2 separate regions of the Homo sapiens genome follow, and region 1 is linked to region 2. A link is a contact called in ENCODE Hi-C or POLR2A ChIA-PET data. All regions are on one chromosome and are shown on one strand. The core of a region is the stretch at or near the end of the contact, and the rest is flanking DNA. Distances in the headings are between cores, read along the strand shown. Region 1 holds the start of SFT2D3 (SFT2 domain containing 3). Region 2 overlaps BIN1 (bridging integrator 1).

Evidence for each region. Hi-C counts contacts between places; a loop is a spot of excess contacts on that map. ChIA-PET counts read pairs that join two places held with the same protein, here RNA polymerase II (POLR2A). Pooled maps may share reads with other maps.
Region 1: a loop to region 2 is called in a pooled map, with 4 times the contacts of the local background. The contact joins the promoter of SFT2D3 here to the enhancer-like site in region 2. A Hi-C loop is called at or near these places in 1 of 168 maps with a recorded cell type or tissue (CD8-positive, alpha-beta T cell) and 8 of 50 pooled maps. POLR2A ChIA-PET finds 5 or more read pairs at or near these places in 1 of 52 experiments (AG04449).

The regions. Positions count from the first base shown.
Region 1 is chr2:127,699,827-127,704,686 of GRCh38, forward strand. It overlaps SFT2D3 (SFT2 domain containing 3), which reads left to right and starts at 1,671. Exons shown (of 1, transcript NM_032740.4): 1 at 1,671-4,860. The coding sequence starts at 1,703. The coding sequence ends at 2,350. WDR33 (WD repeat domain 33) reads right to left here. Exons shown (of 22, transcript NM_018383.5): 22 at 1,201-4,860. RefSeq lists enhancers at 193-1,392, 387-908, 620-989, 909-1,430 and a silencer at 1,750-2,429.
Region 2 is chr2:127,062,015-127,066,979 of GRCh38, forward strand. It overlaps BIN1 (bridging integrator 1), which reads right to left. Exons shown (of 19, transcript NM_139343.3): 8 at 1,919-2,004; 9 at 1,557-1,632; 10 at 101-183. Among named protein-coding and RNA genes, the nearest start is that of BIN1, 43 kb to the right of the region's middle. RefSeq lists enhancers at 17-633, 2,084-2,909, 2,438-3,637, 2,759-3,053 and a silencer at 2,772-3,240. Within about 2 kb of position 2,842, at least 28 of the 41 ENCODE cell types and tissues checked have a DNase peak (open chromatin) inside an H3K27ac peak, as active enhancers do; they include CD8-positive, alpha-beta T cell, where a contact is called at or near this core.

The DNA.
Region 1 (4,860 bases), core at 421-2,920, 640 kb after region 2:
GCATGTGTCAGAATCTCCTTCCTTTTTAAGGCTGCGTAACAGTCCGTTGTATGCATATATCACATTTTATTGATCTGCTGGTGGACACTTGGGTTGCTTCCATCTCTTGACTGACATGAATAGTTCTGCTGTGAAGAGTTATACAAATCTCTGAGACCCTGCTTTCAATTCTTTGGGGTATATATCCAGAGTGGAACTGCTGGATTGGATTGTAATTATATACACACATACACACATAACTGTATACAAATATGTGTGTATATACGTTTATATGTGTCTGTGTGTGTGTGTGTGTATATATATATATATATATTTTTTTTTTATAGTAACTTCCATACTGTTTTCCACAGCGGATATAGCATTTTACATTCCCACCAACGGTGCACAAGGCTTCTAGTTTCTCCACATCCTTGACAGCACTTGTAACTTTCTGGTGTGTTTTTGTTTTTTTGTTTTGATTGTAGCCATCCTAATGGTTTAGCCCATGCTAAGTGATCAGGCTGGTCACTATTATTATCAAGTGAGATAACAAATCAGAATATATTTTGAAAAAGAATTGCATCTGCCAGGATCCAACCAAGAAAACAGAAAGCATTAAAAGGAACTTAATGGGGGAGATTAGTTACACACAGGGGATGGAAAGGCTGAGAAGCCAAACAGCAGGAAGCCGTTAACCTTACATCCACCTAGGGCAGAGGACAAAGGACACAGGGCCACCCAGGGGAAGCCAAGGTGGTGAGGGGAGCTGTGGAGGCAGCTGGAAGAATCTGGAGGAATCTGACCTGTGAGAGGAACCACAAGCAAACACCCTCTAGGAGGCTCTGAGAAACAGCAGGGCACGTGGGTGCGGCCTGGGAACAGATCAGGATTGACCTGCGTGCGAGCCAGCTTGTCACAGTGATGTGACGATGAGTCAGGACACCTGGGCGTGGCGCTGTCCAGAGCACGAGAGTGACACCAAACACATGGGACAGCAGCACCGAGTCTTGGACAAGGGGCGCGAAGGAGTCAAGGATGTTGCCAGGCCTGTGGCCGAAACTGAGAACAGAATAGAGAAGCAGGTTGAGGGTGCTGGGTGTCAACCCTTCCTTTATCAACCCCATGGTAAATGATCAGGATGGTCACTATTACTACAAGTGAGGTAACTAATCAGAACGCAACTTTCCCCAAAAAACCCACCTGAGTTACACAGGTCTGAACTTTTTTAAAAATTAAATTTTTATTTTGAGATCACTGTTTGTGTTCAGTTGTAAGAAACAAGAGAGATTCTGTGTACCCTTTACCCATTCCTCCATGTTGCAAAACTAGCACAATATCACCGCCACGGTAGACGCAGTGAGGCCATAAGACATTTCCGTCAGCAAAAGGGTCACTTCTTGTGCCCCTTTAGAACCACACCCACCCCTGCCTTCCAACTATTAATGCTGGCAGGACTTAGCCAGACCGCAAGGGCGCCTACTCCGAACAAGGAAGAGGGTCAGGCGCTGGGAGGGCGACTGCAAGCGGACAGGCAGCACCTGCGACCACGGTACTTGGGGACACCACAAAAGTCCGCAGAGCAGGCACCGCGGCACTTCCGCGAGCGCCGCAGGCCCTGCCCCTTTCGCCGTCGCCGACCAATTGCCGCCCGAAGACCGAACCGCTTCAGCGGAGGGCCGGAAGTGAGCCGCAGCTTTTCCTTTCTGCCACCGCCTTGTCCAAGATGGCGGACCTCCACCGCCAGCTGCAGGAGTACCTGGCGCAGGGGAAAGCTGGCGGCCCGGCGGCCGCGGAGCCGCTGCTCGCCGCGGAGAAGGCGGAGGAGCCCGGGGACCGGCCGGCGGAGGAGTGGCTGGGCCGCGCGGGCTTGCGCTGGACGTGGGCGCGGAGCCCTGCGGAGTCGGCAGCGGCCGGCCTGACGTGCCTCCCGAGCGTGACGCGCGGGCAGCGGCTGGCGGCGGGCGGCGGGTGCCTGCTGCTGGCTGCACTGTGTTTCGGCCTAGCCGCGCTCTACGCACCGGTGTTGCTGCTGCGCGCGCGCAAGTTCGCGCTGCTCTGGTCACTGGGCTCGGCGCTGGCGTTGGCGGGAAGCGCGCTGCTGCGGGGCGGCGCGGCGTGCGGACGCCTGCTGCGCTGCGAAGAAGCGCCGTCCCGGCCCGCGCTGCTCTACATGGCAGCGCTGGGCGCCACGCTGTTCGCCGCGCTGGGCCTTCGCAGCACGCTGCTCACGGTGCTGGGCGCGGGCGCGCAGGTGGCCGCGCTGCTGGCCGCGCTGGTTGGGCTGCTGCCCTGGGGCGGCGGCACCGCGCTGCGCCTCGCACTGGGTCGCCTGGGCCGCGGCGCCGGCCTCGCCAAGGTGCTGCCCGTGTGAGGACCTCGCGCCCTCGCCGCTGGGGAAGTACGCGGAGCCAGCGCCGTCGGAGACCGCGCCGGCCGAGCTGAGGACTGCACGCCGCTGTGCGGAAGCCCGTGGCGAAGGCCCTGCCCTAACAGCCTGCGAGTCTAATCCGGGAGCGGCTGCTGCCAGCGGAGGCGACAGCAGCGTTGGGAGCTCCTCGATGTCAGCTTTTTGTGCTGGACTTGGCACACGCTCTGAAAACTGAGATTTTGTCATTGAACTGGTGACAGGATGTGAGACGGTTATTAGAAGTTGCTTTCGAAGTAACTGTGGTCTTAGGTTCGGCTGAGTAAAGAAAAAGGATTTTTCTTCGAGTTAGCTGCTCTTGTGATTTTTCTCAGGCTGTTTTGTCATTTTAAAATCCAGTGGTAGATGTAGCTTAGCGACGGTAGTTTTTTGTTTTGGCTATACTAAGACTTGGAAATTATTCTCTCCAGTGTCAGCGAATCCAGAAGGGTATCAGATTAAACACCGAATTCAGCCACTGGACTTTTAAAAGTACTTAAGATGGTTTATCTCGGGTTTTTTCTTCAGTTAACAAAATCATAAATATGGTGCCTTATAACATGAAAGGAAAATTAGTTGTGTATTTCACGACGAAAGCGACGGACCAAAAGAAATTTCCTGCCCCAAGAAGCATGGGATCCAGGAAGGGGCGCGTAGATGCTTAACGGTCTCTTCGGAAATCCTGCAAATAGAAAGATAATTCTAGATCCGGAATACCTGTATCTGGTGGAAACCATGGATTTCTACAAGCTCGAATTATTCCTCATTGTATAGCCTGCTTTGTAAACTAGTTTACAATTTGCAGGCTGATCTTAAGATTTTTTTATATCTAATTGCTGCTGCCTTCATTTTAGGTTCAGCAGTTACTTTTAACTACCTTAATTTATTGCCAGAAGGTATGAGCCTAACATTCTGATGAGTCCAGAAAACTACGTTTTGTCAGTAGCAATACACTAGGAAGTAAAATATATTTAGAATTTAAACATTGTGTGCCAGTGGTCCTCGCGCTTGACTGCACATCAGTTACTTGAAGAGCCACACCTCAGATCAATGCAGTCAGAACCTGGGAAGTAGGTCCCAGACATCAGGACCTTTTTAAAGCTCCCCAAGTGATTCTACGTTCCCCAAGTTTGAGGACCACTTTTCTGTGCATTGGCTTGCACAATTTGAAAGTAATGCTTTTCCTGAGCTGGATCCCAGTGTTGCCTTAACAGGGTGTCTGTCGTGCCGCAGTAGAGCACTGCTGCTTCCTCCAACCCCAAAATTTATGTTCCTAAGTAAGTCAGGTCCCTAAGCCCCGTCCCAAGAAGTGACACAAGTGGCCAACATCCACACTGTAGGCTTGCAGGCTACCCGCCCTGAGATTTGGTAAAGAACACTGCCTTGTTCCCCATCAGTAAACAAGGTTACCTACCTCAGGAGGCTGCTTGTGAGAGAGCAAATGCAGTATCTTCAGAATGATTTATTTTTTTAATTAATTGTAAAGACTTGTGCCATTGGCTGCTCTTTCTAGTCCCCTAAATTTCTGTTCTAGTTTTAAATTTCTCTAGAACTTGCAATAGTTGGGGGTTTTATAATGATGTTTTACAATGTTTATTTCTTAAATAAAAACTTAAAAATTCAACATTTCTCAGCTGGTGGCTCACACCTGTAATCCCAGCATTTTGGGAGGCCAAGGCGGGAGGATCACTTGAGGCCAGGAGTTCAAGACCAGCCTGGGCAACACAGTTAAACCCCATCGCCACAGAAAATCTTCAAAAAATTTGCCAGATATGGTGGCACACAACTGTGATCCCAGCTACTTGGGGTGGGGCTGAGGTGGGAAGATCACTTGAGCCCAGGAGGTTGAGGCTGCAGTGAACTGTGATCACACCACTGCACCACAGCCTAGGCAACAGCGAGACCTTGTCTCAAAAATTTTTTCTCAAATCAAACATCATTGAAAATCTACTTTTTATAAGCTTCAAATCACAACATCTAGTATGTATGCTGACAGTGATGTTTTTAAATGCCATATATATTTAATAAGTATAATGTAGAGGTTTATTGTTTAAATGAATTCACTCTCAAAATGTGATCTGTCAAGTCCAGTAGAGCTTCAAGGTAAAATGAAAATTTTTAAATGTGATCTGGTTATCTGCTTACTGAGATACTATGTTTCTAAAGTTAAAGCCCAAAATAATGAAAATTTTTCCACTAGAATCTCAGGGAAAAAAAGTCTAATCTTGATATGGGTTTGGTCTCTGGATCCGGTTTTAGCTTCATGAAATTTGATTACAGTTTCTCTCTCTTTAAGCTATACCAGTTGGGGGTGAGTGAAGAAATACCCATAACCTAAAGCAATCTTGAGCCTCCTAATAGCATGTTTATGGTGGAGCGCTGATTAAATAAGCTGTAATTTCAAAGTTAAAAAAAAAATAGTCTCTAGATTCTAACACTGAAAAGCAGTGTATATGGCTGACATTTTCTCACTCCAC
Region 2 (4,965 bases), core at 1,592-4,091:
ACCCATGGGGGACCAGGGAGGGCACCAACAGGGTCACAGGAAGGAGCCCTGCCCCTGCCGTGCACACAGTCAGGGGCGCCAGGGCTCTCCCCGCACGCACCTGGGCTGGGCCTTGACCGTGAAGGTGTTGCTCCCGTGTTGCTTCTCCAGGCCGACCAGCACATCATTGAGGTTCTGGTTGAGCTGCAGGAGAGACAGTGAGGAGGTGGGGGGCCTCCAAGGCCACCAAACGGCCCCACCTTCCCCAAACACCTCTGCTTCTCCCCACCACCCCCAGCCCCTGCCAGGAACAAGCTCCTCTTTCCCCATCTGTGAGAGCAAGGAACTAGCACACCAAACCCCGAAAAACCAAGGGGGCAACAAAACGGGGCAAGTGGGCTATATCACTAATGCCTGCTGTCTCTGGAAGCCATCTTTTCCCCTCCTACTTATAGGGATATCCTAAAATGCCACATAGAGCTTGCACTGTTTTTACATTTTTCTCTTAAAACTTGTTTTGGCAGACCATTAATCTTAATTGTTAAGGTCATTTTGCCAAGATGCTTTCAGACCACACTACAACTGCCAGATATTTCACTGAAAGCACAGGCACGAGCGGAGGTTTATTCCTCACACACGGTGATTCTCATTACTGAGAATATTCCTCTCTTTGATTTGGCCACTAGGGAGCTCAGAGCCGAATCTTCATCCTATTTATAAACAACTATGTTCTGTGGCATATATTTTTACAGACTAATTTTATATAAATGTTCCTTCTCTGAAACACCTTTCTCTATTTTTTAAACTTTTCGTAAGTTGTCTCCAATCTTCGAAGGGAAAAAGGAAAAGTTAAGAAGGAAAGAGAAAGTCTAAAAGGCAGGAAACCGTACTTAGAAGTGTGAGTCAGGGGAGGCCCCAAGCTGCTTTTCCTCCTCCGACCCTGGGCCTGGAATCCACCATCATCACTTCATCCATCTGGGCCCAAGAGACAAAGTCAGACCCACCACTGGGGGCGGGGGTGCCAGCCCTGGGTCTCTCCAACTGCAAAGTTCAACAGCTTTGCGTTTTAGTTGCCAGATAGGTTAAAATGAAAATAACACAAGAGAGAAAGGTACGCTAATCAGACCAGACCCTGTCGCACAGTGGATTCACGCAGACGAAACAGGCCTATTTAAATGTCTCAAAAGCATGGGAGAAAAATTAAAATTGAGAAAATGCTAGTAATTTTTTCCTACAAATTGAGAAACTGCCACCATTGTCTAACACTGCACTCCCTGGGCCAAGGTTGCTAGAGAACACATTCACAGTTTGAGAGGGCCTGGTCTACATTCTCAGGTGGTCTACCCAGGCAAGGACCCAGGACACTCTCAAAGCCTCCCCAGCATGCCCTGCTGCCCTCCTGGGCCCAGGCACTCCTGAAGGGGGCTGTTCCACAGGGCCGGGAGGGAGCCCTGTGGTCACCGGTGTGTGCTGAACCTGGCAGGGAAGGAGGAGTTCAGGCTGCCCCTCCCACGACTCTGACTCTGACCCTCGGCCAGGGTGGGGTGTGGCCCCTCAGAGGGGTCCCCATGGCCTACCTTGCTCATCTCCTTGTGGAAGTTTTCCTCCAGGCCCGCGATGCTCTGGAACGTGTTGACGTAGAAACCTACGCGGCTACAGAAGGGCGGAAGGATGGGGGCCAGGTGAACAGGCAGGTCAGGACAGCAACTCAGAAATACCCACCCACGAGCGACCACACACGCTCATCAGAGGCACAAACCAGAGAGGGCCCAGGCACCGCAGCACTCAGGCTGGACACTGCAGCACACAGGCTGGGCACCGCAGCACGCAGACTGGACACCGCAGCACGCAGGCTGGGCACCACAGCACGCAGACTGGGCACCGCAGCACGCAGACTGGACACTGCCCCACGCAGGCTGGGCACCGTGCTGGGCCTCACCTGTTCCACAGGGACGGCAGCTCCTCCTGCAGATCCACATTCATCTCCTCAAACACCTTCTGGGCTTTGATGAGCTCCTCCTCGGCCTGGGGGGCAGCACGGGTCATTCCCCTCTGTTGGGCGTCCCAGCCAGCCCAGCCCCATGGCCAGTCCTCCCACCTCCTGCCCACCCCTCTTGGCCAGTGCGCTGGGACCAGGGCTCCGGGCAAGACAGAGGCTGAACTGGATGTGGACACCCATGCTGGCGACCTCCCCCTGCAGCCCTCCAGGACCCTGAGGACATCTGGGAAAGGGAGGGCTGAGCAGCCGTTGCCAAAGAGAGGCCCACGTGGCCGGGAGGGCAGTGAGCGTGGAGTAGGGCACAACAAGAGGGGCAAGCCTGGGGCTTGGCGAGCTGGACACGGGACATGCACAGAGGCAGACCCCAGACCCAGCCAAGTGGGGACCCTGCCCACTTCCACAATGAACCTCCTCAGGCTAGGTGCCAGCCCTGCCACTGCCTTCTGGCTCTCAGGGCAGCATCTGTCGCTGCCCCCAATTGCCCCCGCCCCTGAGTGCTCCCTCCCCATTTCTGAGGGCCAGCTCCTGGCAGCCTCAGCCACCAGCCTTCACTTCACCTCCCAGGGATGGTCCTTCCCACAAAGCCCTCTCCTGGGACCTGTCCCCACCAGAGGGAGACCAGAGGCAGCCACTCAGGCACCTCTAGGAATGTCAGGGGGACCCTAGAGGAGGGTGCAGGGCCAGGGAGGAGGCAGCCAGGCAGCTGGGCTGTGCCTGGTCCCACTCCTAGCCCACACCTTCCCCAGGGCAGGCCCTGCATCCTCCAGGCACTCACACCCACCAGGCAGTGGTGCTCAGGCCCCATCACACGGCCACAGAGTGCTGGGGAAGGGACTGCGGGCAGCAGGTGAGTCACAGACCCTGCCCGGTGCCCAGCCCGCCCAGGGAAGGGGCTGTGCTGGCTCACTGCGGGAGGACACTGCCGGCGAGAGTGACTCAGGGATTCGGGGTCTGAGTCACAGCCCAGGAAAGTGTCAGGCCCCGCCTAGGGAAACTTCCCGCCAGCAGCCTCACGTTCTCAGGCCGGGGCTGGGGCCCAGGCTGGGCCGCCTTCTGGCAAAGGCAGCCAGATGGCCGGAAGGCCACTTAACCACAAAGCACACGATTGCCCCAAGCCCAGCCAGCTGTCCCATCCAGCCTCAGACACCAGGACTAGCCCAGGTCAGCCCCTAGGCCCAGTGACTTGGGTTGGGACTGGAGGAGGGGCCACCATGGCTTCTGAAAGGTTACCTCCAGCTACTCGCTAGAGTGGGCGTGGGCTCCTTGCCTGGCTTTTCAGAATCTAATAAAAATTTAAAGGCAGAATGGGGAGCGGGGGGTGGGGAAGAATGTCTATTCCAACATGCACACCTCTCTTGGATCCAGGGACCCTGGGCACCCCACACCAGGAGGGGAATACTGCCCCTCCTCCGTCTCCAGGCTATGGCTGGGCCATCCCTGCCCTACTCCCCTGGGTGTCCCATTACCTGGCAGGGGGGCTGCCAACCATGGTTCTATGGAACTCATAAAATGAGTGAGTCCTAGGGGTACTGTTGTGAGCTGAGCACCATCACACATACCCCCTGCCCTCAACTGCCAACAGTGGGTCTAAAGTCCCACATTCCGTAAGAACCTGCCTGGACCACCCGGCTCCTGTACCCACTAGGACCCCCTCTCCATGAGGATGCAGCCACCACCCCCACAACTCCCCAGATGGCAACGGTGGGGACAGCAGTGAAGACAGCACCGCAGCTTGTCTGTGGGAACATCTGCACCCAGCCGTGCTCTCACCGCTCAGCAACGCTGCCGAGAGCAAGAGCGGGGACAGTTCCGCTTGAGTTCCTGGAAGTCAGGACCCGTGTCTTGTATTCCCTTTGGGTGACATTCCTCATATTCTGGCTCTTTAGGAAGCATGTGGAAGGGGCAGGGAGTAAGGTGAGGGCTGTCTGCCATGAGGAGAGAGTGCCCCCACCCCAGCTCCACTGAAGCTAACAGTGGGGAAGAGCAGAGTCACATGGGCCCGGGGTCCCGAGGACAGCATTCAGGACGCTGAGGCAGGTGTGGAGAGCAGCTCAGAACTAGCCCAGGGTCTGCATGGAGCCGGCCAGCCCCCTGGTGCAGCCTAGAGAGGATGCACTATCTCCCCAAAGTCAAGTTCCCAAGCAGGGCAGCCCCGGAGTCCCAGCTGTGCCATCTCACAGCCAGCCAGCTGCCCACAGGCCACTCCAAAGGCTCTCCAGCCTCCAGCCAGGTATGAGTGGGCTGGGGACAAGGAGGATGTGCTCAAATAAAGATGGGACCCAAATGGGACAGCTAGTTTGGCCAAAATGTGAAACACCCACAGCCCAGCACCCAAAGGTGTGATCACCTGCCTCACCCTCTCGCTGCTCCCCCAGGGTGGGCGTGGAGGCAGGCCCTCCCAGCATAATCCCAACCACACCTGTCCCAGGAGCCCAAAAGCAGTGGGCAGGCCCCATAGCCTCCTAAGAGGTTCTCCCATCCACAAAAAAATGTTTCACCTGTTTCAGGGAAAATTATTCAGAAACCCGGGCCCTCCGTCAGTAGTCCCATTCCCTTCTAGCCCAAGTGCTGAACTGACTGGCAGGGCATACCCACTCCAGCCCCTGGTTCCTCCTCTACCTCCAGAGGCAGATGAAGTCTCAGGCCTACTGAAGTCCCCCTAGGCATCACCCCCAGCCCCTGGTTCCCCATGGGCACCCTGACCTCAGGATGAGGCTGTCAACACTCAGTGTCTCCAAAGTCAGCCTTGGCCTAAAATAAATCAGGCAGCAGATCAGGTGAGAAACTGGACAGCCAGGCCAGGAGCAGTGGCTCAGGCCTGTAATCCCAGCACTTTGGGAGGCCGAGGCAGGTGGATCGCTCAGCCCCAGGAGTTCAAGACCAGCCTGGGCAACATAATGAGGCACAGTCTCTACAAAAAACGTAAAGATTAGCCAGGCACGGCAATGCGTGCCTGTGGTCCCAGCTACTCGGGAGGCTGAGGCAGA